Regions from separate parts of the Homo sapiens genome. Here region 1 is linked to region 2. Evidence: chromatin loops called from intact Hi-C (ENCODE). Cell type or tissue: A673. All regions are shown on one strand. Links, peaks and the distances in the headings refer to the core of each region. The heading gives the core; the rest is flanking DNA.

The links. Hi-C counts contacts between places; a loop is a spot of excess contacts. Peaks named below come from ENCODE experiments on the same cell type or tissue, not always from the same donor. Only the 100,000 strongest peaks of a DNase experiment are listed, where the experiment ranks them.
Region 1: it touches region 2 in a loop (4-fold over the local background); 2 of 110 quality-filtered maps call a loop at or near these places.

The regions. Positions count from the first base shown.
Region 1 is chr4:159,937,700-159,954,261 of GRCh38, forward strand. The region is part of intron 2 of LOC107986324 (a long non-coding RNA gene); the gene reads left to right. Among named protein-coding and RNA genes, the nearest start is that of LINC02233, 170 kb to the left of the region's middle. RefSeq lists an enhancer at 12,927-13,593. In A673, for the core only: a CTCF peak has its summit at 9,486 (motif pointing right); DNase peaks (open chromatin) are centred at 7,112 and 9,502.
Region 2 is chr4:160,461,070-160,477,631 of GRCh38, forward strand. No RefSeq gene overlaps it. Among named protein-coding and RNA genes, the nearest start is that of LINC02477, 49 kb to the right of the region's middle. RefSeq lists an enhancer at 3,070-3,239. In A673, for the core only: no CTCF peak of the experiment used is centred there; DNase peaks (open chromatin) are centred at 7,012 and 7,402; H3K4me3 peaks cover 228 bases.

The DNA.
Region 1 (16,562 bases), core at 5,525-13,524, 520 kb before region 2:
TTGTGCCTGTGTTCTCTCCTTTAAAAAATAGGGGTAACAATAGTATCTATCTCATAGGGTTGTCATGAGGATTATGTGAGTCATTACATGAAAAGCACTTAGAACAGTACTAGCATGTGGTAATACCTCTTCCTCTTTTGTAACGACCTGCCTATTACCTATTGCTATAATGACATAGATTTACTAAGAAGCAGCCAATTCACAAGTTTTGTATTACAGCTGGAAATAACTTTGAGAGAGGGAGAGAGAGAAAAAAAAGAGAATCTCAGGGGGAGAGGACTCAATACGTATACAATTTTTTCCCACTGTCAGAAATGGAGTTTCTGCTGAGGATTAAGTACGCGATGTGGGTTCTTAAGAAGGCAGCTTTGATGCTGTAATGAACAATCACAGACATCAATACACCTGAAGAAGGTAATCCTGACCTCCGCTTTACCCTCTCTTGATACTCTAAGCTTTTATCCCAAATCTCAAATATTGCCTTCTCTTTTTTTTTCTCTTTTAAGGTCAATAAAAACTTCAAAGATCTTTTAGAGCTATAGATTTAGGCTGTAAATCATTCATTTTAATTTCTATGTTTCAAAATTTTAAAAGATTACTTATAGCAGTATAGTCATTATATATTAGATTTTAACACTATCCTTAAAGATTTTTTTTTTTAAAGTTTAATTTATTTTTTTATTGATAATTCTTGGGTGTTTCTCACAGAGGGGGATTTGGCAGGGTCATGGGACAATAGTGGAGGGAAGGTCAGCAGATAAACAAGTGAACAAAGGTCTCTGGTTTTCCTAGGCAGAGGACCCTGCGGCCTTCCGCAGTGTTTGTGTCCCTGATTACTTGAGATTAGGGAGTGGTGATGACTCTTAACGAGCATGCTGCCTTCAAGCATCTGTTTAACAAAGCACATCTTGCACCGCCCTTAATCCATTTAACCCTGAGTGGACACAGCACATGATTCAGAGAGCACAGGGTTGGGGGTAAGGTCACAGATCAACAGGATCCCAAGGCAGAATAATTTTTCTTAGTGCAGAACAAAATGAAAAGTCTCCCATGTCTACTTCTTTCTACACAGACACGGCAACCATCCGATTTCTCAATCTTTTCCCCACCTTTCCCCGCTTTCTATTCCACAAAACCACCATTGTCATCATGGCCCGTTCTCAATGAGCTGTTGGGCACACCTCCCAGACGGGGTGGTAGCCGGGCAGAGGGGCTCCTCACTTCCCAGTAGGGGCGGCTGGGCAGAGGCGCCCCTCACCTCCCGGACGGGGCGGCTGGCCGGGCAGGGGGCTGACCCTCCCACCTCCCTCCCGGACGGGGCGGCTGGCCGGGCAGAAGGGCTCTTCACTTCCCAGTAGGGGCCGCCGGGCAGAGGCGCCCCTCACCTCCGGGATGGGGCGGCTGGCCGGGCGGGGGGCTGACCCCCCCACCTCCCTCCCGGACGGGGCAGCTGGCCGGGCGGGGGGCTGACCCCCCCCACCTCCCTCCCGGACGGGGCGGCTGGCCGGGCGGGGGGCTGACCCCCCCACCTCCCTCCTGGACGGGGCGGCTGGCCGGGCAGAGGGGCTCCTCACTTCCCAGTAGGGGCGGCCGGGCAGAGGCGCCCCTCACCTCCCAGACGGGGTGGCTGGCCGGGCGGGGGGCTGACCCCCCCACCTCCCTCCCGGACGGGGCGGCTGGCCGGGCGGGGGGCTGAACCCCCACCTCCCTCCCGGACGGGGCGGCTGGCCGGGCAGAGGGGCTCCTCCCTTCCCAGTAGGGGCGGCCGGGCAGAGGTGCCCCTCACCTCCCAGACGGGGCGGCTGGCCGGGCGGGGGGCTGATCCCCCCACCTCCCTCCCGGACGGGGCGGCTGGCCGGGCGGGGGGCTGACCCCCCCACCTCCCTCCCGGACGGGGCGGCTGGCCGGGCGGGGGGCTGACCCCCCCACCTCCCTCCCGGACGGGGCGGCTGGCCGGGCAGAGGGGCTCCTCACTTCCCAGTAGGGGCGGCCGGGCAGAGGCGCCCCTCACCTCCCAGACGGGGCGGCTGGCCGTGCCGGGGGCTGACCCCCCCACCTCCCTCCCGGACGGGGCGGCTGGCTGGGCGGGGGGCTGACCCCCCCCACCTCCCTCCCGGACGGGGTGGCTGCAGGGCGGAGAGGCTCCTCACTTCTCAAACGGGGCAGCTGCCGGGCGGAGGGGCTCCTCACTTCTCAGAGGGGGTGGTTGCCAGGCAGAGGGTCTCCTCACTTCTCAGACAGGGCGGCCGGGCAGAGAAGCTCCTCACCTCCCAGACGGGGTCGCAGCCGGGCAGAGGCGCTCCTCACATCCCAGATGGGGTGGCAGGGCAGAGGCGCTCCCCACATCTCAGATGATGGGTGGCAGGGCAGAGACGCTCCTCACTTCCTAGATGTGATGGCGGCTGGGAAGAGGCGCTCCTCACTTCCTAGATGGGATGGCGGCCGGGCGGAGATGCTCCTCACTTTCCAGACTGGGCAGCCAGGCAGAGGGGCTCCTCACATCCCAGACGATGGGCGGCCAGGCAGAGACACTCCTCACTTCCCAGATGGGGTGGCGGCCGGGCAGAGGCTGCAATCTCGGCACTTTGGGAGGCCAAGGCAGGCGGCTGGGAGGTGTAGGTTGTAGCGAGCCGAGATCACGCCACTGCACTCCAGCCTGGGCACCATTGAGCACTGAGTGAACGAGACTCCGTCTGCAATCCCGGCACCTCGGGAAGCCGAGGCTGGTGGATCACTCGCGGTTAGGGGCTGGAGACCGGCCCGGCCAACACAGTGAAACCCCGTCTCCACCAAAACCAGTCAGGCGTGGCGGCGCGTGCCTGCAATCGCAGGCACTCGGCAGGCTGAGGCAGGAGAATCAGGCAGGGAGGTTGCAGTGAGCCGAGATGGCAGCAGTACAGTCCAGCTTCGGTTCCGCATGAGAGGGAGACCATGGAAAGAGAGGGAGACCGTGGGGAGAGGGAGAGGGAGAGGGAGAGGGACTAAAGATTTTAAAAAATATACATATATAGGTTCTTTCTCTAAGTAAAGTAGATAACTATAATAATAGTAACAAAAATAATTCACTATTTCTGAGGACTATCGAGTTACTGGTCTATATGCTAAAAGTTTTAAAAGCATCATCTACGTAAATGAACATACAACTCTTAGTGGTGGATCAATACATAAATGAACAGAGCATCCTTTTTGGTATTATTTGTATTTCTCAAATGATGAGATTGAAGTTCAGAGGTTTAAGTACCATGTCCAAGAATACAAAGCTATAAAGTCAGTAAATGGTGGAATCAGGATTCAAAACTTCATTAGTCTCACTTTAAAAATCTATGTTCCCAAACAATAGCCTATAGTGACTCCTGTCTCAAAAAAGAATAATATGCCTCACTCCATTCATTGATTCCAATTTAACAGATAAATCTAAATGGAGAATGGTCACAGCAGCTGCTGCTCTTTGTACCAGACAAATATAATAATTCTCTTATGAAATAGGTACACTGAGAAATAGCCTCCCAGTAGTTGTGAAGTTTACGGCTTCTCGTATACTGTGTGTAAACAGAGTATCAAGCAAGCTCAGGGGTGATTGGTCTGATTTTCCAAATAAAGTGTCCTGGGAGAATAGGTTACTAGGAACTAGGTGACCCGCTCAAAAGAAAGTGGCATTGTTCTTGTCAAAGTGGTCATTGATTTTCTCTCAGGTTTCTGTAGGGAGTTGCAGGATAAATTTCTATTTGCTACAAAGTGGAAAAAAAATGTTCTCAGATGGACTTCTGTGTTTTAAAAATATAATCTTGGAAGGGACAAGAAGTCTAACAGAGAATAATCAGAGTTCTTAAAGAACTCTTTTTGAGATTTGTCGAGAAAAAAAAAGCTTAAAAAAAAGGAACTAACCACATCCAAATTTCTTTTCGAGGGTCTAAAAAAGATTGGTAAAAGAAACTAAATTAGAAGAAAGTCATCTTTTTAGTTATACAAATGACTCTATTACAATGTAATTTGTTATATACTTGCATTTATTAATATATTGATAGAACGCTTTTCACATTTGATGGGCCAAATGAATTGTTAGATTTTTGAAATCATAGGGGAATAACATTTGTTTTATGCAGTAAGAATGTGCTTTCCATAGCCAAAGGGGGCATGATATCATGATATGACACATAAGCACAAAAGTACTTAATGATTAATTTTTCTTTCCTTCTAATACTTTTTTCCCTTTCAGTGACCTAAAGCATCAGTTAAATAACAAGCATTTTCCTATATGGATTCAATGTTGATAGAGGTATTCTCATCAACGCTACATGCATTTTATCTCAAGTACTTTAGGGATATAATTCATGAAAATCTTAAGCAGTGTGTGGCCATGTGTGGAAGTCGCAGACCAGGATAATTTTTGGGGAAGCCACCCATTTCATTTCCCAACTGAGGAGGACTTATACTGTCTATTGTCACAACTGCTTGAGCACCCTTATCATCTTTAGGTCAAAGATGCATTTTTAAAAAGAGCCAAAAGGCTTATTTACAGGACATAATAGACAGTAACAGCTGGGAAGACATTGTGAATGTCTACTGGGTAATTAAAATGAGTTCTCAAGATAGATAAGCACACAAACTGAAATACATATTTATTTGAGAAGTCACACTGGCTCCCAAAGAGCTCTTAAGGGCTGTCAAGTAAATAGCAGCTAACATAGAAATGAGGATCTAGTCGAGTATGTGAAAAGTAATGGAAATGTTGGTTGCTTTTTCTATGTCTGATATGCTCTCTGGTGACCCTCATGGTGTTAGCTACGCTTTGCTTCCTCTGCCTGTGCATTAACAAGTTCTCCCATTTTTGTCAGAATATTGTAACCTAGAAGATTAGGTAGTTTGTGCATGTTAGATTTTAACCCATTAAGGACAAGGAAAGAAGAACAGAATCTGTTAGGTGGGCACAGAATGATTTAGAAAATAAGCAGAATGGAGCATCCAGAAGGCTATGAAAGGGCAAGGGCAGAAATATAAAATTTACCATAGCAAGGAAGAAAAACAACGACGATAAACTCTTGAATATTTCTATAAACACAAAAGACATTCACTGAACTCATCAGATCAAACAGGGTTCTTAAGGAATACTGATTTTATGATTCAGTAACTTTATTGAAGAATAGAGCCTCTTCTAAGTGTTTATACTGACTGCAAAGCTTCTTGCCCCATCTCACCCAGAAAGATATTGGCCTCAATAAGAACATGATGATATTTTTTTAATGAGGTATTCAAGTTTCCCTTCTCTCTATCCACTTTTTCTTTTTCATAGTTTAAACTTTTGCCTTTGTGATGATGATACTCATTTACAGTTTTGGCTTTCATTTGCCTGCCAACATATCTCTGGTTCCATTTCTCTATTTCCTCCAAGAAGATCTCCAGGTGATAGAACACAAGTGAAAAGGTAGATACTGGGAGGCAAGATGATGTTTTAGCATGTGCCACATTTGAGTAACTTACATATCTAAGTATAAAAGTCTAATGGGGAATTAGATATATGGGTTAGAACCAGATGAAAAATCTGAGCTGGAATATAAGTTTATGAGTCACCTGGATACAGGTACTAGTTCACCTTAGTGGATTTAATGATATAGCCTGTGAAGACTGAGTAGCATGAATAAAAAAGAAAGTAGGGAGATGGGGGGCTATGATTCGCATTGTGGGGATTCCAACTTTAATATTTAAGATTTGGACAGAGGAAGGAGAGTCCAAGAGGAAAAATGAGAAGCACAGACCATAACAACAACAACAATGAGGGTATGAACTGGAGATTGTCTTAGAAACAAAAGGAGGAGAGTTTTGAGAAGGGGGAACTCAGATAATAAAGGAAGTCATATGAGACAAAGATTGAATGAGGTATGGACAATTGTGGTGAATTCATCAATAAATACCAGTGGTAATGAGTTAATGGTAAGTATGGAAGTGGAGAGAATGAGACTCTGAAGTAGGGTTGAAAGAAAGGAAAGATATAAAGAAGTAAATTGAACAGCGGGTGGGATTAAGGACTTTCTTTAAAATGAGAAAAATCTGATCATGTTTCTTTGCCAAGAGGAAAAGATCAAAGCAGTCACATACACAGAAGAAAGAGGGGACCAAGGGTGGTGTTTCCATCCTCAAGAGGCAGATGCAGATTGAATTGAGAACTGGGGTGGAGATATGTTCCTGGTATCATATTGCAGCAATTGAAGGAATAGTTTCCAGAATTGTTACAATTTGTCTTTGATTTTTAGCTGTGCAACCTTAAGTAATTTGTTAAATGAATGACACCTCTCTCAAGTAAGTTATCATACTTAAATAAAGTATTCCTTGTAATGTTCTCTGATATAGAAATTAAGTAATACAGTTTTGGTATATTTATAATATTAAATAAAACAGGAGGTAAGCATATAAGGATATAAGCATATAAGGACGGGTATGGCTAAAACTAATTTTTTATGGATGGATATTACTAAGTTTTGCACAATTTCACCAGAATTTTTTAACCTCTCTGTGTCATGGTAGACGTGGTCATTGGTTGGGAGTGACTGAGTGAGTGGGCGATTGGGGTGCTTGAGGATAATAGCAGAGATTTGAGAGAGTTTTGTAGAAAATGGAAGAGGGAACACTAAGGAAGGATGATGAATGATGGAGAAAATGTATGTGTACGAATTTTGAATTTGAAAGATTTTTCTTTTCTTTTTCTTTCCTCTTCTCCTCATCTTTTTTCTTTCCCTTCCCCTCCCTTCTGCCTCCTCTCCCTTCTCTCTTCCATCTCCTCCTCCTCTTCCTCCTACTTCTCCTCACTTCCCTCTTCATCTCCTTCATCTCTTTCTCCTCATTCTTCTTCTCAGTTTCCTCCTGCTTCTTTGGCAATTTTAAACAGTTCCGTTACAGGAGCAGAAAAGGCAGATTTGTTCTGGGTGAGGGATTTACTTGTCGAGTGTGACATAAATGCAAGTGGATTAAGGGTGTTGGCAAAAGATTAGCCTAAGCGGAAAGAAAGTGAGGACAGCAGGAATTTGTAGGTAATGAGAAAAAAAAGGCAAGTTTAAGGGCCCTTGAATAGCAAGACATTGTAGGAGATGGAGACTAGAAGAACTGGGATAATAGGCATTGTAGTAAGAGAGAAAGATAATATAGGGTAAGATTTCAGAGGCGGAGTAATTCTAAATGATGACAAACTTGGCATGGCAACTATAGATGTACAGAGGAGAAATTAAGTGAATGCCAATTAGAAGGAAATCAAGAACTGTGGGAAACAGACATTATATATGTAATTTACATGGACATCTGAACCATGTGCCAACATTCTAATTAAATTTTGGAAGATAACCAATTTGAAAGCCACAATGAGTGGTAGAGAATTATGAAACAGTTTTAAATAAAAGGAGGAGGTAGCAGTGATCTGGAGGAAGCAGTTGAGAGTAGAATGTAGACAAGGGTATTAAAGGATGGCTTGTCACTGGAGAGGCCCAGGTTTCAGCTAATGGCAAGGAGGTTGAAGGATAATTCTGAAGATAAGGTAGAAGAAAGGTATTGTGAGATTACATCAGTGTCACTTGGGGCAGGGGAGAGGAGGGAGCACTTTTCCAAACTTTATTCCCCAGTGAGTTCCCACTTAAGCCTTGAGAGTCAAGCCAGCCATGTGCCTCTCTTAGTACAACTCTTCCCCTTCCCCTGTGATTCCCAGGTCTAAGCTAAAGAAAGAGGAAAGTTCTGTTATGATTATGATTGACAGATATGGATATTTTGATTAGAGCATTATGACCTTCTTGTGACTGAAAATGATCAAAGGAATTTTTACTGTGGAAGAGAGACTAGAAATCATGAGATGAGCCCTGGTTTCACCCAGGGATGGAACTACCCATAGCAACAGTGCAGTTGAAAGAATCCAGATGTTTTCTACTTTTGACCTTTGGAATTCCACTTCTTAGTATAATGGGTATAGTCTCTTTTGATAGTCATAAATTCACATTTGTTTCTTGCTAACAAGAGATTCAAAAGTCTCAAACCATAGTTGATTAAAACTCATGGGAATATTCTTGGAAGATGCATAGAATCAAAATTAATAACGATTACCACTAGTGAATGTTAGGGGTTACTTTCTTTCCTTGAATTCTAAATAGACTAACCCATGAATATTTTAGCTGTCATTTTTTTGTTGTATTCTTAGATTTGGCAAATGATTATGATTTGAAGTGTGCATCATAAGACTCTTTTGCGTATTGAAATGTATATCTGCTTTGCATGGGCTAGAAACAATTATTGATTGAATTTTTGCATACCTACAATCTGGCTGGGTGCTTCAGCCTTGTTTAAGGGGTTCAATTAAGCATTAGGGCACATTTACTTCCTTTCCTGTTGGTCTTTACTTCTGTCTGCCTGACAGTTGCTCTTTGTACTTCTCATTGTCATCCATTTTCTAAACATGTCCAGCTCAGGAGGACTAAATCGCAGTGAACTCCTGTCAGTGCTGATGGACTGGCTGGCTTCCAGGTCCTTCTTGTTGGTGATCTTGTCAAACCATTACATGCTGATTATGGTTTATTGATGATGCCTGTGAAACTGCTTAAGAGGCCAGATGTAGCATCTCTGAGCAGTTGAAGCCTCGCAGCTGGTTAGTATGTTGCACACTACTTCTGCTTTCTACACTGCATGATACTGTATCAGTGACACCATACCTGATAACCCCTTGAAGGACATGCAGTGCTTCTTGGCTGATTACTTTCTGGTCTCTAGATGCTTTAGCTCACATTACTGCCTAAATAAAAACTTACGGTAACTTTCTGTACTCACTCATATTTTTTCTTTTAGTAAAACAATAGCATGTCTTAAAAATATTTTCTGACTATTAACAAGTTTTCAAAGAATATCTTCATTATAGAATATTGATACATGAGTAACTTAAAAATTGGAATCCTTGAATTTTTGAATATGTGATGAGGATGGGGATGAGTGGATCATGCTTGCCAATATGTTCGGTCTATTTTATTTTGGTCCCAAAATTCTTATTTTTAGGAAAAAAATTGACAGAAGGATTATAATCATGAATATTCCAATTTGATCAAGACCCAGAATTTGTTATAAGCATCCTTTGAAATTTTATTCCACTTTTAAGACTGAGGTAATACTAATATCTGAAATATCAAGAAGAACTGTGTATGTGATTCTGTTATCAAAATTTTTACCAAATGCCATTTGAATTTATGGTATTAATAGAAATAATTATGCAACAAAAAGTCAGGTCTAAAATAAAGTCAACAAAATAACTCCTAAATGAATTTAGTTCTGGAAATGAATGTTTCTATTATTTTAATATTTACCAAATGGACACATACTTGCCTAATATTTAACCGTTACTTAACATGACAAGTTTATCTTGTATTGTACTAGCTAGGAACACGATGATAACTATGATTGCTGAAATCCTGTGTGTCTTAAAAACAGAGGTGCTTAACTAGGTGATTCATGCAGTAAATTAGTTCCTGACCACTAGATGGAGCTATGCAACCTCTTGCATTATTAACAGATTTCTTACAAACTACTTGCTTTCCTTGATGGGAAAAAATTATCCTTGAAAATTTCTGAGGAGAATCTTTTCCCTCCCATTTTAACCCCATCTTCTATTGATGACTGAAAAATGCCCCATAGTCTCTGTATAATGACAAAGCAGCATTACGGTAATGACATGGTAATCATTATATTATGTTCTAGGAAGGAAGTAGATACATCGCCAAGGTCACCCTAGAGTTAATTCAGCCTCTCCACTAATAGTAACAGGTCAATCATGGTGACATGCTAATAATTCTTTCTTTTTCTATTCATTGGTTCAAGACACAACTCATTAACTTCATCTATTTGAATTGTAGACCACAGCTTGCTTCTAGGATTTAGGAGGCTATGGAACTGTGATTACATTTGGAGCGAGTGCATAAACCACTAACAATGTAACAAGTACAAATAATAGTTTTTCTTCTCATTTTATCAGTTACCATCGTGATTAACTTAGTAAATAATCTACAGGTCTTTTTGGCTCTGGAGGAATGAGGCTTACCCCTAAACAATGATTAGCATTGCGTATGCTAAATTAAATATAATCTTGTGCTACTTAATGTTTATCTTTCCTTGTAAAGAAAGACTTATTTTGTTTTGATTTATAAGCAATTATTTCACTATTTTGGCTTTCACCCTAAATTTAACCAGCAAAAATAAAAAAAATCGTTCTCCTCAAATATTTCATTGTTCTCCCTTGTGGAGAACTATAATACTATGCACAAAATAGCTATTTAATAAGTTCTTGTTAGATAAATGAAAGGTTCATGACACCATGATTATAATTTATATAATGGGGTCAGTGCAATTTCATTTTCTTCTCTTATTCTTGTCCAAATTTCAATTTATTTAATTATCATAAAACTTCAAGTAACAAATATGTTTTAAATATTTAGATGTGTTGTTCCATATATAAGACAGATTTTTGGATGGTGAAATAATAATCTGAAATCCTACACACCACTGTGTTCCCCATTGATTCAGGTATTTAAATAAGAGATTTCTGGACTGGAGTCATTTTAATCAAAGATATTTATTTTGAATCTAAGGTCATACAGAAATTGGTAAATGATCAGAAGCAGTTAATTGTCAGTCAAATGTTTTTGATAGAGAATATTTGTGAAGAAAGGCATAATCAGAACATTTTTAAGAAAGCCACCTGTTTTTGATGGAGCAGGGGCAGAAAATGGAAGGATGCTTCACACTGCTCTTTGCTTCTAAAATGAGGCAGTTCTGGAAAACCATAGATAAAGAACCATCCATTAATCTCTTTTGGCATTCAAGTCAACCTGATACAAATATAGAAACTAAAATGAGTTGATTTTACCTCTGGGAGTAAATACAACCTCAATTTCCCTTCAGCCTGTAAAAAGCTTCTAAGAAATATAATGATACCTGGGTTAACAGAAAGGAAACACATTCAAATTTATATGTTTCATTTGCAAAATGATATTCCTTTGATTTTAACAGCAAGACAAATTCACAACAGAAAATTCAGAAAATGCAAAAATTATAAATGAGAAAATAGGAGTGACCCATAATTCCATCACTCAAAGAAAACAACTTGCAGGGTTGTATATGTGAGTTCATATATGTATGGGCCTGTACTGACCATGTTTACCTAATTTGCTTTTGGTTTTCTTTCCTGTAATATACAGAAAATCTTTTTAAATATCTCTGATTTATCTTCTAAAACATGATTTTAGTAACTACCTATTATTCTAATATATAGATGTACAATAATAATTTTACCAGGAATGTATTTTGGACCTTTAGAGGATGTCTTAATCTTGATTATTGTAATCAATGTTGTAGTAATTTTTAATATGAGTTGATGTATGGTGAAAGTCTGTCTCAGAATAATTTTCTATATATTTGTTATCATATAATGCTTACATGGTAAATATTTATACATATTATAAACCCATTCATATATTTTTATTACTGATTTTTAGCATGTAGAAAGGGAAGGCTTGTACAGCAACTCAGCCTTTCTATTGACAAAGCATGAGGGAAATGATAGGGTGGGTGAAGAGTTTGTTTAGTTGTATTTTTGAAATAGTGGCAGGAATATATAAAGATTATATCTATCTATACTTTCCCAGGTACTTGAACTCCTGATTTCTGAGGAGAACCTAAATGCAAAATAATGTTCTCCAAAGCAATCACATTTGTAATCAACATCAAGGCAGGGTATATTACAGCAGTGAGTAAAAGAATTAATGTACAGGCACAGATGCCACTCCCAGCAGGCCTGCTGACAGTAAGCATTTTACTAATTTTCTCTATTTGGCCATAATTTCACTCAAGGTCCCATTTGTAGTAAAGCTCAAGTAAACTTAACAACTTACTCTAGAAATGCATGAAAATGATGACCAAGGTGCTATTGTGCTCACCAACATGGTGCTACCAAGCAGCTGTCACTCGCTGGTTTTCCATCACATAGAAACAATTTTGTCACTTTCTAAAGGAGAATTTTCATCTATACATTTTCATTTTCACTTTTTATTTTGAAACAATTTTAAACTTACAGAAAACTTGCAAGGATAGTATGAAGGATGAATACCTATAACCCAGATTCCACGACTGATGACATTTAACCATACATGTTTTATTGTATTTTCTCCTTCCCTCCCTCCCTTCCTTCCTACTTACCTATCTCTATGCATCTGGCAGGAATATAACTAAGAGATGCTACGTTCTTATTATACTTTATCCTATATTATCTTATAGGTTGTTATAATATCAATATTCTCATTTTATTACTGGTGATTTTTAACTCTGATTTCTTGATTAAAGTGATACCTCAAGGTAAAGTTACTATTTTTCTTTTGTAATGAATCATTACTTTGATAAAATGAATCATTTTATCAGAAGACACTTTGAAAGTATGTAAGTTTCACTTTCCTAATCAAACTTTTACCCACTAGTTGTGGCATCCACTGAGGATCCTTGACTGAAATTGCTGTTACTATGATTTTTGCCAAGTGGTGGTTTTTGAACTCCATTACTCTATACTTACATAAAACACTGACAATATCATTTTTTATTTTGCTGCTAAAATTGCTGCAAATCTGGCTAGTAAAGCCACTTCAGACTGGTTTCTGTGTCATTTTTTGACATTTCCCTTCATTCTGTGAGGATAAAATATCATTTTCCAGCCCATCAATATGTTCTATGTTTATTTGTATTTTTCTTGCACCAGTCTCTGCGTCAGCCATTTCTTTAAGGAGTCCTGGTTCTTGTTAGTGGAGAGTGGTCTTAGAAACCAAAATATTATAAGCTAGATGTGCTTATTGTCACTTGAGTTTACTGCTTCTAGTCCCACTGGTTGGGTTAATTGAAAAAAATAATATATATGTGGTGTGTGTCTGTGAACATATATGTACATACACATATATATACACACATTTACATCTATGCTTCTCTTTCACTCACACCTTAAATTCATACCAATGCCACAAGTTTACTTCAATACCTCCAGTTCTAATCCAAATTCGTAAAATTCACTCTGGCATCTTTTCCATACTTGTAGTTCCCTTTTCTGACAATGAGGAACTTGGCTTCCATTTGCTTATTTTCTCAACACCCACATTGTTAATCAATCTCAATGATCACCCAGAGCTGCTGCCAAAAACCCAGCATGGCTGTTGTTTTGCAAAGGTCCTCAATTTGCTCTCAGCTGCCTCCAACAATAGTACTGGGGGAGGCACAGGACAAAGAGATGAAGAATAGAAGTGAAAGATCCCTGATGGCTTTTTGACTATATTATTCAAAGAAGGAAGGAAGGAAGAAAGGAAAAGAGTCTAAATATTTTAATGTATAAATAATTTGATCAGAAAAAAGTCCTTTACTCTTAGCTTTCTTTGAGTAGTTTTAATTCAATCAAACAAGAAATATATATAACATTTGAAAAAAGTCATCTCAAAGAGCATGATTCAGGTCTTTGATAAATAATGAAGGCCAATGTCATGTGAAATGATCTGAGAATTCATGCAGTTTATCTCCAAATCATGATTTTTCCCTTTATGATTTGATCATGGCTGCATAAAACTCTAGGGGTAGATGGCTGGCATACATAGGTTTATTCTTAATTCATTTTGATGTGGTCAATTTTGTTTAAATGGTATTCAAGTATTAATGTTAAATATCCAGGATACAGACTTTTGATTTTTTGAGTTGTATTCACTCAGGAATATGAGGTTCTTTCATAGAACATCAAAGATAACCACAGCATTTTCATTTGATTCCCAGCTGAAAGAATATAATGAAATTAAAGTCATCTTCCCTATTCCTTAATAAATGCTATGAATTGAAATTGAGCGCTAATAACTGAAGTGCCTAACTTCTGAGCATTTAGCAGAGTTGCTCACAGAATTCTTCAGCGGCACAGAGGAACTGAATGCAAAGGAAGAGAAACTTAAACACAAAAACCATAGTGAAAATTGAATTTTCTTTTGTAAGAATATTGTACACAGGACTGAGTTATGTCAAGAAAAAATGTTTTGCAATCAAGTTATTGACATTATGTTAGAAGGCTACAATGAATGGGATGTAGACCTGCATACATTACATTTTCCAGTCTGATTACTTACAAAGTTTCAGTCACAAACAATCTGTCTTCTTGTATTATCAATGTTTCAAGCAAAGAAGATTAGATGTTATGCAGTGGCATTGTCATACAGTTGTGAAATGGAAGATTTGTGTATTTATTCAACAAATATTTATTGAATGCCTAGTATGTTTTAGGCATTATTCTACTTCCTTACAGTACAGTGATAAATAAGATACCAGTGACAAATAAGGTAAATGAGATGAGTGATATTTAATCCTTGCCCTCATAGCTCTTACATAAGGGGGGAAGCAGGCAATGAACATATTAAGTATAAATATACACACATAAAATATTTCAGATAATGTTAAGTTTCACTATGGAAAATAAAAGAGAGTAATGGGACAGAATCAAGGTAGGTGCTAGTCTATTTAGAAACACTAACCACGGCAGAGTAATTACAAAACTTTACTTGTTAGAACGGAAAAAACTTGAGACATTGTTTAGTCCCACTCCATCTTTTTGCAAATATTAAACCTGAATTCCACAGAACTGGCCACTTGCCGAAGGTCCCATGGCTTCTGATGTTCTTGCTGGGATTTGAGTTCTAGTGTCTAGTAGACCATTAGTCACAGTCACTATGCGATATCCTGGAAATTTACTAGAAATGTAGATGGAGCCACTCAGTTTCATGTAGCTCCTTGTGATCCAGACACAGTCCATATTTTTAAATTTAGCTCTCAATTTTTTTATCTTTATTAAATTACTACTTATAAATAGTGGTAAATGACAAATTCTTTATCATTATATAGTATTATATATTCTAATAATATTTTCAACTGAATAAAATAACAAAAATAGTAGTCTCTGTCCCCATCTCTTCCAATGCCTGATTCCTATTTCTAGAGGCAATCATTTTTTTTTTTTTCCCTAGGGTTTCTTCTAGAATGTACCTCCATATAGCTAAATAATATGCTCATATTTCTATTTCTTGGTTTTCCAGTTTTTGTACCTAATAGTTTCCTTCAACAGGCCCAATTCCTGTCATATGATGACAGCAAGAATGAAAACATCTCCTATAGTTTTCTTAAATTTACTTGGTGGAGCTAGTGTTTTCCTTGATCTTAGATAAAGTTTAGGATAATCGTTTGGTCAATTTTAGTTAAAAAAATAAACCGTACATTCAATAATTAATATGCCTATTCTAAACAGTGGTAAAATATTTAATGTCGAGGCATGCATGCTTTTCTCCTCCTGCCTACATTTGTGGTAGGCTGTCAGCTTGCACAGTTTTGCACAAAGGAGGAGAATTGGATTCTTGGATCTCCACTTCTACTTCTATGGGATTCTATCCTGCTTCTCCTTCATTTGCTAACCCTTGAAAGTCAAATCTTGGGGTGGAAATGAGAGGAGAGAGGAGTTTTCTAGGCTATTAATAATATGAGATGGCATACTTCCACTCTGGGAAAGGCATAAATTGACCTGTTCTCTTGTAAGATCATTTTGTGGATGCTTTTGACATCTGTCCTGATCGAAATTCCCTCACCACCGGTTCCTGGAAATTCAGAGTTACCTTTCTATTGGGGACTATTGTTTTTCAACTGATGCAACTGACTGGATCTAACATATCTACCCCTAATTATGGGCCACATCTGTCCTGCAGTAACCAGCCACGCATCGTGTATCCTGACAAACGCTGAGAGCGTAGGCAGTCTTCTGACTGAACGACTTGTCTTGCACAAAGGTTGGCTTTTTCTCCTCTATGCTAGTGGAAAGGGGCAACACTACTTCTCCCCTCACATAGGGAAGGTCATGGGACTCACAGTTATCATTAAACCTCTCCCCAAATCCTTGCCTCTCTTTTTCCCCCAACTCATTTCCTTGACTCTCCAACTGTATTTATGGACTGCAGTTAGATATTCAACTAAGTGTTGGCAACCTATTTTCAACCACATTTTGGAGTATTGGGCATATTATTTGGGGACCTCAGCCCAAATGAAGATTAAAAGTTTCATTTGTAACATTTGATTCCAATATTTCTACTGATTTCCTTCTATGAAAGATGAAAATATAGCTCCCGTCTTTGATCTGTTTTTTGTTACATTTTTCCCTTGCTTCCATCTTCCTAAAAGAATTTTATCATGTTTTGGGTTGAATCAATATTTGGTGTGCACATTATAGTGATTATAAATATTTACAGCTGAGTCACAACTTTTACAGCTTTTTTATCCCATGCAATTTTTCTTTGATTGGCTTTTTTTTCTTTTTAAAATTGTTTATGTACCTATCACTAATTAATTCTAAACCATTTCATCTAAGGTACAAATATTGCTTTAATATGTTAAAAATCAGGAAAGGATAATAATTTTAGTTGCAGAGAAAACCTTGATACTTTTAAAGCAATCTAAATATGACCTGAGAAAGACTCTGAACTTCTATATTTGAGTCCTTTTGTCTCTTA
Region 2 (16,562 bases), core at 2,764-10,763:
CCAAAGACTCCCTTAGACAAATCAAATATATCTTTGAGAAAGTTTTGATATTTTATTTCACAAGCTGAGTGTCTACTCTGTGCTGTATGCTATCTATGGCTGTCACTGGTGATAAAGTAAAACAAAATTCCATCCCTTGCCTTTAGCTTTTCTCAGGCCAGTTTGTCTTCCTCTCCTATTAAAACAATGCTCATTTAGTATTGTAATTTATCTAGAATCACCATTCTTTTTTTTCTCTGTAATCCCCCAAATCTCCACATTCCTTGCTGAGATGGTTAATTTTATGTGTCAACTTGGGTAGGCTATGGTGCCTGGTTGTTTGGTCAAACAGCAATCTATATGTTGCTGTGAGTGTTTGTTTTTGATTTTGCTTTAAAATGTGATTAACATTTAGATCAGTAGACAATATGGAGATTTCTCTAAGAAGAGAGCTCTTCAAGACCATGACATAGAAAGTCTGCTTGAGTTTCCAGCCTGCTACCCTGTAGAATTTAGACTTAAGACTGGAATATCAATTTCCTCCTAAATTTTCAGCCTGCCTGCTGGCCTGCCCTACAGATTTAAGACTTGCTAGCCTCACAATGGTATGAGACAGTTCTCTAAAATAAATCACTCTAGATATGAATATATAGATATAGATAGATATATCTTAGGAGATATATCTACATCTATATGTCCTATTTGTTCTTTTTCTTTTGATACTTCTGACTGTAACACTTGTATTCACAATATTTTGTAATTTTCCTGAGAACAGGAATTTCATCTGTTTATTCTGAGCTATGAAACCCTGTTCAATATATAGTGGCTTGACATTAATTTTTGTTGAATTAATAAATATAACTTCATCTTTTTTCCTGGATAAATTATATCATGCTTCTGTACTAAAATTCCTTTTACATTAAAACTGGAAGAACATTAAAATAAGGAGAATTCTTAGGAAAGGGAAGAATGTCTGATTTCCAAGTATATATTCTTAGAAAGAGCATGGCTAGTGCTTGGAAATCATTTGCAAATTAACATGAGCCATAATCATTTGATACGATAAGAATCAAAAATAAACATTACCCCTACATACATGTATTATGCAGACTGCTAAGAGACCATGATTATCTTTATCTGCTATAAGTAGTGAGAGTGCATGGAGATGTGAGAGCTTATGGTTCTCCAGGGAGCATCAGTAAACAAGGGTTCCAGCCCAAAGATGAAGAAGGAACTGAAGCAATAGCATGATGGGGTTAGTCTGTGTTGAAAACGTTGGCTTTCTTCCTTAAGTCAACTTGGAGTTGTGCACAATTCTTCAGAAGAGCTATGTAGTAATGTTATGTGTCCTTGGGGGTATTGAAACACTGCTGTAAGCTTATCCTCTCTGAAAAAACTTTGAAGTTAGCCTTTTCTTTAAGGAGCTTAGTGGTTGTTTCAAGAAAACAAACACAGGGACTTGGAAACCTCACAACATTATAAGATATTGCTAGTAGACCCTATATTTATTCATTTATTTACTTGTCTATATATCATACATAATATTAAATATACATAAATGTACCTTTTGGATTTTTAGTCTATCTCAGGAAAAATTGTGGTTCTATTAAAATATTTCCCCTTAATAATTATTAATAAAGACTCTTTGTTAAGGTCTTTTCTATTTGCATTAATATTAACATTAGTTTTCAATTCTATAGCATATCATGAAATTATCATTTTGATTCTTTGCACTATTTAAAATTCACAATATTTCTGGCCCACTTTCTTTATATCTTTTTTTCTATCACTATTTCAATGTATTAAAAACATATTTGGTCATTGTAATTGGCATTTGTGAGGAAGGGAATCAAATACCAGATATAAAAGTCCTACAGCAGTATACACTGTTTGGCTACTTCCTACATATGCAACTATATCTCAGGCTCAATATGCTCAAACTATGCTGCCCTTCTTTTAATTCCAAAAATATATTTTTTTATCATCTCAGAAATGTCATTGTTTAGTCTCTATTCTAAATTCTTCATCTTCTATTATTCTCTACACATGGAAAATGCATGTTAGAAAATTATATTATTCTAAGAAATAGAAGAAAGTTCTAAGTGAAAATTTATTTAAATAAAATAAGTTTTAAAGTATATGAAACAGTTGGATAAATATAGTACACTAAGAAGTACTAAGAAATAAAAGGATCATAGGATAACCAAAAAAAGAACGAAAATCTAAGGAAAGAAATAGCTGGAAATAAACAAAAATTATATTGCATAAAAAATAAGCAACAAGAAATAGAATGAAGTTGTATGAAACTGAACCAGGTGGGAACTGGAGAGCAAGGTCGCTGGAAATCGCTGGCCTCTTCAGTGCTGGCAGGGGCAAATTCCACTCACTGGGACCTGCTGTGCTCCACTCCTCACGGGATGGGGAGCACATAGGTGAGTGGGCGCAGGAGCCAGGGCGAGTGCTTTTGGGCACCAGCAGGAGTGAACTCCGTACTGGCCCTGAGGCAGCATCTAGGTGGGTTGTCCATGACCCCTGAGGCCCCAGAAGAAGTGTTACACTACTCTTTTCTGTTGTCTATGGATGGCTCAAGTGTTAACAGCTTAGTGGAGGGTCAATGTGACAGCCTTTTGCACCTCCACTCATGGCACCAAAGTTTTTGTTCGGAGTCCAGGAGAAATGAGGTCACACAAACGAATTGAAGATAGTAAATGTAGGGGATTTTATTGTCCATGAAAGTGGCTCTCAGTGGGAAGGGGAGCTAAAAAGGGGCATGGAGCAGGAAGGTAATCTTTCCCTGAAGTCTGGCCCTTTCTGGTTGGATTTCTTTCTCAAGCTATGCCATCAAGCTGTCCCTCTGAAGTCAAGCCACTCCTCTCCGACATTCAACTGTAGTCTCCATTGTCCAGCTGCTTCTCTTTTCTCCGCTGGCTGAACCTGGGGTTTTTATGAGCACAGGATGTTGGCTGGGGTTTGCCAGGGGTGGTTTTGGAAAAGGCACCATTTGAGTGGCAAAACAGGGATATAACTTCTCACTTTGGGCCATGGTATCAGGATTTTCAGCTTGAGGGTGGGGCCCTCACCTTTACCAAAGACCTACCCTCCCAGGATTTCTCCACTTCTTGTCTCTGTCAAAACCAGAGACACCAATATGGAGCACAGTCTGTGAAAATTCACACGCACATAAAGAAAATCAAAGGACTAAAGTGTGTGTTTAGGGATTTTACTTATGGAAGGCAGAAAAGGACACAGATTGTATACAAAATCGATGTCATTGATTTTTTAAAAAAAGGACAGTACAAAATAGTCAAATATGATATACAAAATAACTTTTGTTCACTTTGTATTTTTAATTAACACTACAAACCAGAAGACATTCAGCACTCACTCTTATTTGCTGAGATAAAAAGCTGATAATGTAGGTCCAGCTGGGATGTATTTATTTTGTAAGGGCCTAACAACCATCCTTTTTCAGACTTATGGAGATTGCATTCTGATTAAGCTTTGGAGGGGTCATTCTTCATCGTAAGCAATCTACTCATTCCTCCACTTAACACATGGCTTTGTATGTCACATTTGCCAGGCAGTGCTCTAGGTGCTGGGGAGCATTAAAAGCAAACAACAAACAAATTCCTGCCATCATGAGCTTATACAACTAATTTAAGTGAGTATGAAGGGATAACAGAGATAATGAACAACATACATATATACATTAATGGTACAGTTTAAATAAAAAGAGAAGGGTGATAAGATCATTAGGAATTGTGGGATGCATGCTGAAATTTTAAATAGGGTGATTAACATATACTGATTGAAAAGATGATATTTGAGCAAAGATATTGAGTAAAGATGGAGCAAGTGACCCATGAAAGCCTACATGATCAAGATGATCATGGCATTCAGGGGTGTAGTACAAGAGTAAGACGAGTAGTTCTCAAAGTTTGAATATTGGGAACTTGCCAGAAATGCACATTCTTTGGTCTTATCCCAGACAGCTAAGCCAAAACTATAGGTTGAGGTACAGCAACCTGTGTTTTATCAAGCACACTAAACTTTAATAATGACTAACCAAGTCTACACTCATAGGTAATGAGTACACCAATATTAGAGGATAAATACGTTACCCCAAAAATGTCAATCAGAGCCAAAGAAAAAAGTAATTTTAGAACTTCCTTTAGAACTACTGGTAAACAAAGTTTTACATTAGGCAGAATGAAATAGAAATATGAACTTCTCTATGTTAGTAGCACAGAAGTGAAGTCTCAAAAAATCGAATTTACACAAAAATTCAGTCCAGGAATAAACCTTGAGAATATCGCGTAAGCACTGAATAAAGCTGACCCTGAGGTACTCTTTTTATGTTGTTTTCAGGAGGTGATACATTTCATTTTCACTTCAGTCAATTGGATTTTATTGTCTTCACTAGAAACACTCCTAAATGAGAAGCAGAAGTATTTAGAATTCACATAACAAAAGCAACTAAATGACATATTGAAAAATATAGAGACTAATGCAGAGCAATTTCAGTTAATAAATATAGAGGAAACAATAAAATTTTTAAATCACCATCTTGCTGCATTTTATGTAATAATGAATGAAGGCAATTATCATCAATGATGATGAAATAATTAGGTAAAGATTAATGGGAGAATTATGATAAATAGATCAGGCTAAAAACTTGAGCAATCTTAACACTATTGAAACTAAGTCAATCAGATATTTTGTTTGATGTAACAATAGGAAGTACATTGAACCACATATTTTGACCCCCCCAAAATGAAGCTGAATCTAGTCAACCTTCTATATATATTCATCAGATTATTTGAAATATGGGGCAAACAAATACCACAATTTATATTCTACAGATAAAAGGCCAGGATTCTCTTAAATAATTAGAATACAAGAGTGTATTTTCCATTAATATAACTCTTATCTATTTATATTTTTTATCACAATTATGTATTACTTTTCTTGATCTATGTCAGATGATTTTACTAATCATATGCAAGTTAAAATTGTTACATCTTTCATGCAAACATAAATTTTTGTATATGGTGACTCTATATATTCTAAGTGATTTTGTCATTGCTAGAGGGGTTTTCCATTTGGTTCTTAATCAGTAAGGACTCATGTTACTACAGGTGCAATTTTTTTTATGAATATTGTCCTTCTGTCTTTCTTGTATATTTTTTTTTTTATAGAATCTTGCTCTGTTGCCCAGGCTGGAGTGCAGTGGCGTGATCTTGGCTCACTGCAACCTCCACCTCCCGGGTTAAAGCGATTCTCCGGTCTCAGCCTCCCGAGTAGCTGGGATTACAGGTGCATGCCACCATGCCTGGCTAATTTTTGTATTTTTAGTAGAGACGGGATTTCATCATGTTGGCCAGGATGGTCTTGATCTCCCAAACTCGTGATCTGCACACCTCGGCCTCCCAAAGTGCTGGGATTACAGGTGTGAGCCACCGTGCTCAGCCAAAGTCCACAGGATACTTCAGAAAGATCAGGTGTACTAGTGTTAAGTGAAGGACTTGAAGCCAACGAAATTCTGTGAAAAATTCTGTGTTACATATTCAAAAACCAAGATAAATGAATATTCTCCTCAGAAAGACTAAGGACTAAATAGAAAATCTAAGATATTTCTAGAACCATAAAATAAATTAATAATTTAAATTTTTTCTACAACAAAAGCACCTGCCTTAGATAATTGTACTAACTAGTCTTACCAACATTCAGAGAATAAAAAGTCTTAAACTCACTCACATTCTTCCAGAGAATAAATAAGAAAAATTATTCATCAATTTTTTAAATAAATGGCTAAATTATGAAACCAAAATTCTATGAAAATGTGAATACAACATAAAAAGTATAGGGCAATCTCAATTATGATATAGATGTAAAATTTGAAAACTCAAGTTAGATCTATAAATATAACCAAAAATCATTACCAAATGGGGTGTAATGTCAGAAATGCACATATATTTTAACATAAACTATATTAGGATGATTTATATCTTTCAGGATAAGTGCCATGAAAAGAATCTGATAAAATTTATTATGAATATGGAAAAATTTAACTTCTGCTTCACACTATAACTAAAGTTAATTACAGATGGATTAAAAATATACATGTGAAACCCTAAAATTTTAGAATTTGGAAGGGCATATAGGAAACTAGCCCTCAGATATCAGTTTATCCAGGTATTTCTTAAACAAGGCACAACATAATCAGAAAAAAATGCAAAATTTACAACACAGACTATGTTAAAAATTTATCAAAATATAAAATAAAAAGTAAAAACATGAAACCCCAGATTTAGAGAGATTTGCTGTATATGTGAAAAACAGAGTCGATATAAAGACTACATAAATATATTGTACAAATCAATAAGAAAAATAAATAACCAAAATTTTAAAAATAAGTAAGAAGTATGAAAAAGTAATTCACAGAAGAGGAAATACTTATGACCAATAAATAAATAAAAGGATGCTTACTAGTAATTCATGAAAATCACAGTATTAATTCAATGACCATTTCACAAGTTGCCCAGCATGTAACAGTCAAAAGTGCAAAATGTTTTCTAAGATGTGAAGAATGAGAACATTTATATACTGCTTCTGGATTTATAAATTGATATGAGTTTGGCAGTCTAGCAAAATTTATGAAATTGGAGTTATGTCCTATGACCTAATAGCTCCATTCCTATATGTATACAGGAAGAGGCATATACTAGAATGCTAATTGAGGCATTGTTTTTGTATAAAATACAACCTAAATATTTATCAATAAGGTAATAAAAAATAAGTAGTAGTATTTTTCTGCAATGGAAATATAGAGGCAGAAAATATGAAGCAATTAGTGCTCTATCTGTCCACGTGAATTGGTTTTACAAATATAATACTATTAGGTGCACAGGGGTAGGTTGACAGGATTCAATTGCTAAAGAAAACTTATGAGGTCCCAAATGACCATGCCTAGAAATCTATAGTCTACTACAGGAAAGGATACAATGTTCAAACAATAATTAAATTAAAGGTTTATATCACAGCACAAAGCTGTCTCACAGCAAGGGATCTGAAGATGCCAGGCTCCAGCTCATATCCTATTTTCTGCCCTCAATAAGGAGGATATATATATATATATATATATATATATATATAAAATCTTAGATTAGAAACCACTGAAGCGTGAACAAAATGTCAACAACATGGAGCCTCGGTCAGGGTTTGTTGCACCATACTGGGCACGCAGGCATACCTTTGATATAGACCAGCTTAATGGCAAAGTCTTCTGGATGGCATTATCAATCTTACTATTTCAGTCTGTTTTCACACTGCTGTAAAGAACTGCCAGAGACTGCGTAATTTATAAAGGAGAGGTTTAATTGACTCACAGTTCCACCTCGCTGAGGGAGGTCTCAGAAAACTTACAATTTAAGCAGAAGGCAAAGGGGAAGCAAGAATCTTCTCCACATGGTGACAGGAGAGAGAAGAGCAAGCAGGGGAAATGCCAGACGCTTATAAAACCATCAGATCTCATGAGAACTCACTCACTATCACGAGAACAGCATAGGAGAAACTGCCCTCATGATCCAATTACCTCCCTCTCTTAACGCGTGGAGATAACAATTTGAGATGAGATCTGAGTGGGGACACAGAGCCAAACCATATTACTTGCTGTTCAATCAATAATGCTGACAAGCTGAAATTCCTTGTATCCATGATTCCAAAGAAATACTATACATCAGTATGTTCCATGACTTTACCAGTGTTAGTGACATACAAGAACTTTGGCAATAAGTTCAGAGTAAGTCCGGGACTGCTGGAATTAACCTTCACAGCACACTGGGGTGTGTGAGTGCGTGTGTGTGTGTGTGTGTGTGTGTGTGTGTGTGTTAGGAGAGAGATAAGAAAAGAATGCAAAAAAATTTTAAATCACATAAAGTCTGAAATCATCCTAAACAATGGAGATAAATGATTGCATAGTGTATGTATACTGAACTTGTTTTAACATATGTTGTTTAACTATAATATGTACAAGTTAACATTTTCTTAACATATCAAAACATAAATATTATAATCATTAAGAGTATGATGGTGATAACCTTGCATAGAGGAAAGGGCATATGAGCAGGAGTTGTTTAAACTGTATTAATATTCTATTTTTATAATGTGTGAGAGTATATCTATTCACTATCTTGTCCTCTGTAACTGTTACCTCAAATATTTCATAATTAAAAGACAACTATGATATAGAAAAGATGATATAGAATGAAAGAACTAGGGGTAAAAACAGAATCAGTTTAAATATAGAATAAAGCATAAACAAGTGTGGGACTTAATATACCTAAAAAAAACCTTGTATATTTATGTGAGGGTATCATGATTGTCGTAAGTATGAATGACAGAAAGATGCATAAACAAAAGATACACAAGTAATCAATGTGAATTTAGGGTATAAGAAAATAAGTACATATATATGATTAGGCAAATTGGATTTACAGAACTACTGAACCAAGTTGATATATGGCTACCACGGCATCATCAGGTTTTTATTCAAATATGCACAAATGGTGATGATGCCACAGACTGGGATAAGAACTGAACACTTCTTGAAGTTGCCCCATAAACTGACTGTTGTCTGATACACTCTGCAGTTCAGACTGTTTTCTGCCCAGTTGGCTTGATGCAGTCCTCTGTAAACCAGACTGCATCTGTATCCCTGCGTAAGCATCTTACTCTGGATATTTACACATCAGTCCCTTTTATTAACCTGGTAGCTGTTATCAGTTATTTGCTGAGCTAACTGGTCTCACTTGAAATCCATGACACTACATAGAAAATGGACTCTAAAATCTGCCTGGCAATGATTCTACATTTCCCTAATCCCTTCACTTTCCTACTCTCCCCTACTCTCTTAGAATGTTCTGTATCTCCTTATCTTTCTTCAATCTCCCTGAATATTCTCCCTGTTCCTTGCTTTCAGTTCAGGAATTGGTGCCCCAATTTTTTTATGTTGTTTGATTTTTTTTTTTTTTTGAGACAGAGTCTGGCTCTGTCACTGGGGCTGGAGTGCAGTGGTGCAATCATGGCTCACTGCAATCTCTGCCTCCCAGGCTCGAGCGATCCTCCCACCTCAGCCTCCCCAGCAGCTAGGACTACAGGCATGTGCCCCTACACAGGTTAATTTTTGTATTGTTTGTAAGAGACAAGGTTTTGCCATGTTGCACAGGCCAGTCTTGAACTCCTGGGCTCAAGTGACCCATCCACCTCAGCCTCCCAAAATGCTGAGATGACAGATATGAGCCACCATGCCCAGCCATTGGTGCCCTATTTAACTAATATTGAAGAAATCACAAAATACATCTTACACACACTCAACCCTGTCTCCCTGATGCATGGATATACTCATCTTTCTTCTGATACTATGATTTTGTGCCTATACTCATTCTACCTGTGGTCTAATTTTCAAATTGTGTAATTGATCTTATCCTTTCTCATCTACCCAATGACAGAGCGGCATTAATTTTATTATCTTATGCATTATCAAGTTCTGCTTTGTCATTCTCATCAGAAAAAGAGAAATTCTATCATTTCTTCCATTTTCATAAACTCTGTTGACCCCACTTCTCCCACCAGGTAAGCCCCTGTCTGTGTTGCCCTTATGGTAAACATCTGGAAAGAATTGCTCATACTTGATACTCTCCGTGATCTCCTCTTATCTCATAAACGTGGCAGAATCAGTTCTTTTTTCTCCTACAGCTGCTTGGGACACTTTACTCTCTTGAATTCCAGATACCATACTATCCTAATTTTTCTCCTATTATTTCTCAGGTAACGTCGCGTTATCATTTGATTGCTAGTTCTTGCCCTTCTCCCTAAACACACTGGAGTAACTCAGGGCTCCATCTTTAAATGTGCATTTTAGATTACAGGCCCCTTGCACAAACATTCCTTATTTCAACTCCTTTATTTTTCTTTATAACATGTTTTGCTATCTGACAAAATGTATGTTACTTGCTTAAATTTTATTGCAAATTTTCCTCTACTGTATTATAAGCTTCATAAGAACAGTATGTTTTCTCTTTTCTTTGGTGCTCTATTTCTATTACCTGTAAACGTATCTGGAAGAGGGTAAGTGCTCAACAAAAAATATATTAATTTAGTGAGTGCTGAAGGTGCCTCTCCAACTAAGCATGCTGTTTCAAATTTTCTCAAGGCAGTGACCATTAAGTAGAGGTTAGGACAAGCACAGGAACCCACTGTTAAAACAAGAACTCTAAAGCTTAAAGGCCATGTATTAATAAAAATACTTGTCTACAGTTATGCTTACATAAAATGGCCTTACTCTCCACGTACCCACATACAAATAATTGAGGTGAAGTAGTGCCAAATGGTTAGTTTGGCACTCCTAAGGCCTGATGGTTAGTAAATTTTAGTTTTTATATCATGATCTTATTCCTTGGCCCTCAAACTCATACTAAAAAAGTGCATTGCAGCCAGGCATGGTGGCTCATGCCTGTAATCCCAGCAGTTTGGGAGTCCGAGGCAGGTAGATCACAAGGTCAGGAGCTCGAGACCAGCCTGGCAAATATGGTGAAACCCCGTCTCTACTAAAAATACAAAAATTAGTTGGGTGTAGTGGCGTGTGCCTGTAGTCCCAGCTGCTGGGAAGGCTGAGGCAGGAGAATTGCTTGAACCTGGGAGGCAGAGGTTGCAGTGAGCCGAGATCATGCCACTGCACTCCAGCCTGGGCCACAGAGTGGGACTTCATCTCAAAAAAAAAAAAAAAAGTGCATTGCAAAATGCTTTACATGTCTGAGACGGAGAATCCTCCTCAATGCCCAAGCAAGCTATGACACTAAAGAAAAATGAACAGAGCCTATACTCAAAAGGCAGAGCAAATAAAGGTAAAGGAACATCCTTTTAAATTTCACAATCAACAGCTTCTAGAAGGCTACACAATAGGCTTAGTCCACCAGTGTGACATCCTTGCCATTCCTGCGAAGGAGATATGATTTCAAATTTAAAATCTCTGTAATTATTTTTCTTTTCATTGCTGCCTAATAGATGAGTTGAGAACACAAAACTTTAATTTTAGTTATAAATCATCAGATTATATGGAATCACTAGATGAATAAGGTAGAAACCTGTCAAAATAGATGGTTAAATATACTATAATTAATTACATTGCAATTTAATTATAATTATATTACAAGTTAAATATATTGCCATTGTTAAATGTATTACAAAATAATTACAACAAATGTAGATGGATTAGAATTTCCCAATAAAGTCTTCATTATTTTTAAATAAAAACCAAATCTGTTGTTTGCCAATGACAGGACTACAATATAAAAAGCAACATATGAATTTAAGTAGAAATAAGAGGTCATAACAGAGAAATTCTAGGCAAAGTAAGACAGTTGTTTCAATAGTCACATGCAAGACTTTAAGAAAAAAATAAATTTTAAAGATAAAAAGTTAATACATGATTATTAAAAAATCATTTTATCTGGGATTGAATAGAAGTTCATGTTATCTCTACTTTCCCCCAAAAGCCTGATATTTTGGATATGGGATGTTAGACACAGAAAATAAATAATAGTATAATGTCAGATGATTTAATGAACTAGAATTACTTCAAATATGGTCAGGTGCAACTATGTCCTGGACCAGGAAAATACATTCAAGGAGTATAAAAATCATTTCAGAAATACTTTGCCAGTCATGGCCTAGTTCGTAAAACAGAAACCATTATACATATTTTCCCACAACAGCATTGAAAATGCTAGAGGAGTGGGGAAAAAAAAAAAAACAAAACAAAACACCTTGGCTTTCATATTAACTGCCACAGCTATGGGCTGGAGACTAGCCATGGTCAGTTTCCCAGGAAATTGCAGCTACCTCCACGTGCAGGCAAGAAGAAGATGGCTGGCAGGACAGACAGCTACAAAACACCTCCACATCTGTCAAAATCCACATCATGTATCACTGTCTTCTAATTCTTTTATATGTATATATCACTGATAAATTGTAAGCTACATCTAGAACATTAGATAGAAGAAAGTCAGAAGAGCATAATCCTAAGACTTCCGACCCCTACAATATAGGGAAGAAAATTAATGTAAAGAAAAAAAATTCAGAAAAATTAACAAAAATCTTCCAAGTGCATTGTTCCCATTGTTCACTGTGTGGCAACATTCACATTTTACACATTTACTTTTAAATTGTCCTTATCCTAATGTTACTTAAATTCTATCTACCTGTATCTAGGAAATTAAAAAAAAATAACATAAATAAAAATTGAATTTCTGAAATGTTCAATATGAAGTGTCTAAGGATGCTTTAAAAATAGCAATCAATTAATACCTACAAAATTCACACAAGGGATATTATAGGTGGCAAATTGATAGTTTAAGTACCTCACATAATGTTATCGTACACAGATGTGATAAATGCGAGATTTAGACCTCAATAACATAATACATTGCTTATGTTAAGCATTTGTTAAAACGCAAGGATTTTTCCTAATAAAATATGCTTTATATATAACAGAAGTAGCTAGTATGACTTTTATGAAATGTTTACCTAAATAAGAAAAATATTAAAAATTAATTAATGCATAAAACACTAATAAAGAATTTGGAAGTATTGCTATTGCACTTCTCTTACAACAACTAAAGTGATCTCATTTTTAATTGTGCATTTTTACAATTTCTTTTTGTTGACAATTATTTTATATTGTGAAACATTTAAATTAATATTACCAATATAGAGCCCTCTTTTTAAAATTTGTTTTGATATAAAGTAATTTGCATACATAGTAGAGTGTTCAAATAGAAATTTATAGAATTAAAATACCATCCATGTTTCTACTATCGAAATACTAACAATTTCCTTATATTTCCTTTCAGGAAAGGGCTATCAATTTTACATACACAAATGAGACCATATAATACCTATTCTTATACATTTTATTTTTTTGATAAAGTACAGTTTTTCTCTATCATCCCACATAGAACTGATTTCTATTTTGTTTTGATTCTCATGTTTGAATAAGTACATTATTGAAGTATGAAATCACACAAAAAAGAATATATGTTTAAGTTGCCATATATATTAACATTTTAAATCTTAACATTTTAAAACTTTTCATACAACTCAACCTTTTTTTTTCACTGTTCACATTAACACCAGCCATGTGTAAAAGTCAGTTATTTCACTTCCTCGCTAACTGGTATTCTCAAGGTTTTTCATTAAAGCAATTCTGATAATTCTCTAGAAGTGTATCATTTGTAATTTTTATTTGCATCTCCCTAGTGGCTAATGAGTTTGAATATACTTTCTTGGCTTTGGCCATATGAACAGTGCCTTGTAAAATTCTTGTGAAAGTATTTATTAAGTTAACTTTTTCATATTGTTCTGTAGATGGTATTACTATATAAAACCCTTTATTCCAATGTTTGCAATTGTGTTGTCATAGTCTGTGGTTTGCCAGTTCTTACCGTACGTGCATCTTCTGATAAACAGTCATCCTTAATATTAGCATTGTCTAACTTATTAATGTTTTCCTTTAAGGTAAGTACTTTCTGGACTTCAAGATCATGAAGATTAATTTGAGTAATCTTCTATAATTGTTATTATTTTACTTTTATATTTAAATCTACAATGTGAATTGTAATTGTTCATTACAATCTAAAATTGTGAAACATGTGAATTGGAAGTCAACTTCCTTTCTTTGCCTAAATATCTAATAAATTTAGCATCCATAAAACACCTTTATTTTTCCAAAAGTTATGATATTCCATCTTTGTCACTCCCTTGATAACTAATAATTGTAAATTGATTAAAAAATGGTTGCATCCTGGTTTTAAATTTTTTTCTCTGCAGGAGGAGTATCCAAACAGACCATCTTGTATGGTCTGTATGGGTGCATTATAACTTACTTTTTACTTCCTTATTGATGGATTATTATGTTGTTTTTTTACTATAATTAAAATGATTACTATTGTATATAAATGTATTTTAACAGTATATATATTTTGTATATTTTTGGTAGTTATGGTCATTTGAAGTGCTAGGTTCTACTCAGAAATTTTGCTGGACATATTGTGATGGCCAAATTTTATGTGTCAACTTGTCAATTGTGTCAATTTTAAGTGTCAATATAGTGCCCAGTTTTTATCAAACACTAGTCTAGTTATGGCTGTGATGGCATTTTGTACGTTTGATTAACATCTGAAACAAAAAGAAGAAATTCTACCTCAATGCCATAATTGAAATACTACCTGAATTTGTATCCAGCTTTCCCAACAAATTTTTCATCAAGTCTAGAATATCTCTTGCCTAAGTTTCCAGCTTACTAGCTTGCCCTGTGAATTTTGGACTTGGCAACACCCACAATCATCTGGTTCAACTTTCAGTTTCTTAAAATACATTTCTTTACACATACATACTATTGGTTCTGTTTATTTCTACAGAATCCTAATATCCATGTCTTCAATGAATTATATTAAATGACATTCATAATTCTGTGGAAGGCAGGCAAAGTCCTGGGTATGGACAGAATTAATGGGAGAAGATGTATAATATTATGGAAAGTAAAAACAAAAACAAAAACAAAGAGGTAGGGGGAGAGTAGAATTTTTAAGTTGATTTTATCTGAGAGCTATATGTCTTCTGTTATCCCTTAATGTATGCCAATAGATTCAACAGTATGCTTTGATGAGCAAGCTATTTAAATATCAGTAAGATTAGATCCTACAGGAGATTATCGTTAAAGCAACTAGGTGGGGCAGCAGAAAGCTCAGGAAAGAGAGAAAAGCCATTATGTAAATATATGGCCCTTTAAAGTAATTTAAAGTTACTTTTAGAAATCACTATCAGACACTGAGCAAAGAGAACCGCCAACTAGAATTTTTGTGTGTCTATGTTTTTAAATTTTGTTTTAATATTAGACTTTGGAAACGTAATTGCATATATTCTAATTATGTAACTTATCTCTTACACACATGAAATCAATTGGCATTCTAAACATATGTGATCTCTTTCTTATCCATCAATTTTATCTTTAAGGGACTACATAAGAAGCAAAATGCCATCAGCTTAAAAAGAAATGGGACATTAATGTATTTAAAAATAAGCAAATAATATGACATATATGATTTAGGCATTATGCCAAGGTACAAGGGATTAACATTAAAACATATGAAACCATCAGCAAATATTTCAGGATCTCCCTTTGAGAATGAGGATAATTCTTTTTCTTGTTTGTTTGTTTGCATTTTTCAATTGCAATTTCCATTGATTTTTTAAAATTTTATTTTATTATTATTATACTTTAAGTTTTAGGGTGCATGTGCACAATGTGCAGGTTAGTTACATATGTATACATGTGCCATGCTGGTGTGCTACACCCATTAACTCGTCATTTAGCATTAGGTATAACTCCTAATGCTATCCCTCCCCACTCCCCCCACCCCACAACAGTCCCCAGAGTGTGATGTTCCCCTTCCTGTGTCCATGTGTTCTCATTGTTCAATTCCCACCTATGAGTGAGAACATGCGGTGTTTGGTTTTTTGTCCTTGCGATAGTTTACTGAGAATGATGATTTCCAATTTCATCCATGTCCCTACAAAGGACATGAACTCATCATTTTTTATGGCTGCATAGTATTCCATGGTGTATATGTGCCACATTTTCTTAATCCAGTCTATCATTGTTGGACATTTGGGTTGGTTCCAAGTCTTTGCTATTGTGAATAGTGCCACAATAAACATACGTGTGCATGTGTCTTTATAGCAGCATGATTTATATTCCTTTGGGTATATACCCAGTAATGGGATGGCTGGGTCAAATGGTATTTCTAGTTCTAGATCCCTGAGGAATCGCCACACTGACTTCCACAAGGGTTGAACTAGTTTACAGTCCCGTCAACAGTGTAAAAGTGTTCCTATAGTGTAAAAGTGTTCCTATTTCTCCACATCCTCTCCAACACCTGTTGTTTCCTGACTTTTTAATGATTGCCATTCTAAATGGTGTGAGATGGTATCTCATTGTGGTTTTGATTTGCGTTTCTCTGATGGCCAGTGATGGTGAACATTTTTTCATGTGCTTTTTGGCTGCATAAATGTCTTCTTTTGAGAAGTGTCTGTTCATGTCCTTTGCCCACTTGTTGATGGGGTTGTTTGTTTTTTTCTTGTAAATTTGTTTGAGCTCATTATAGATTCTGGATATTAGCCCTTTGTCAGATGAGTAGGTTGCAAAAATTTTCTCCCATTTTGTAGGTTGCCTGTTCACTCTGATGGTAGTTTCTTTTGCTGTGCAGAAGCTCTTTAGTTTAATTAGATCCCATTTGTCAATTTTGGCTTTTGTTGCCATTGCTTTTGGTGATTTAGACATGAAGTCCTTGCCCATGCCTGTGTCCTGAATGGTAATTCCTAGGTTTTCTTCTAGGGTTTTTATGGTTTTAGGTCTAACGTTTAAGTCTTTAATCCATCTTGAATTAATTTTTGTTTTTCACCCCTTGGCTCTACATTTGTTAAGAGGGTCTAACTCTCTGGATGCAAGCTTAAGAAAGAGGATA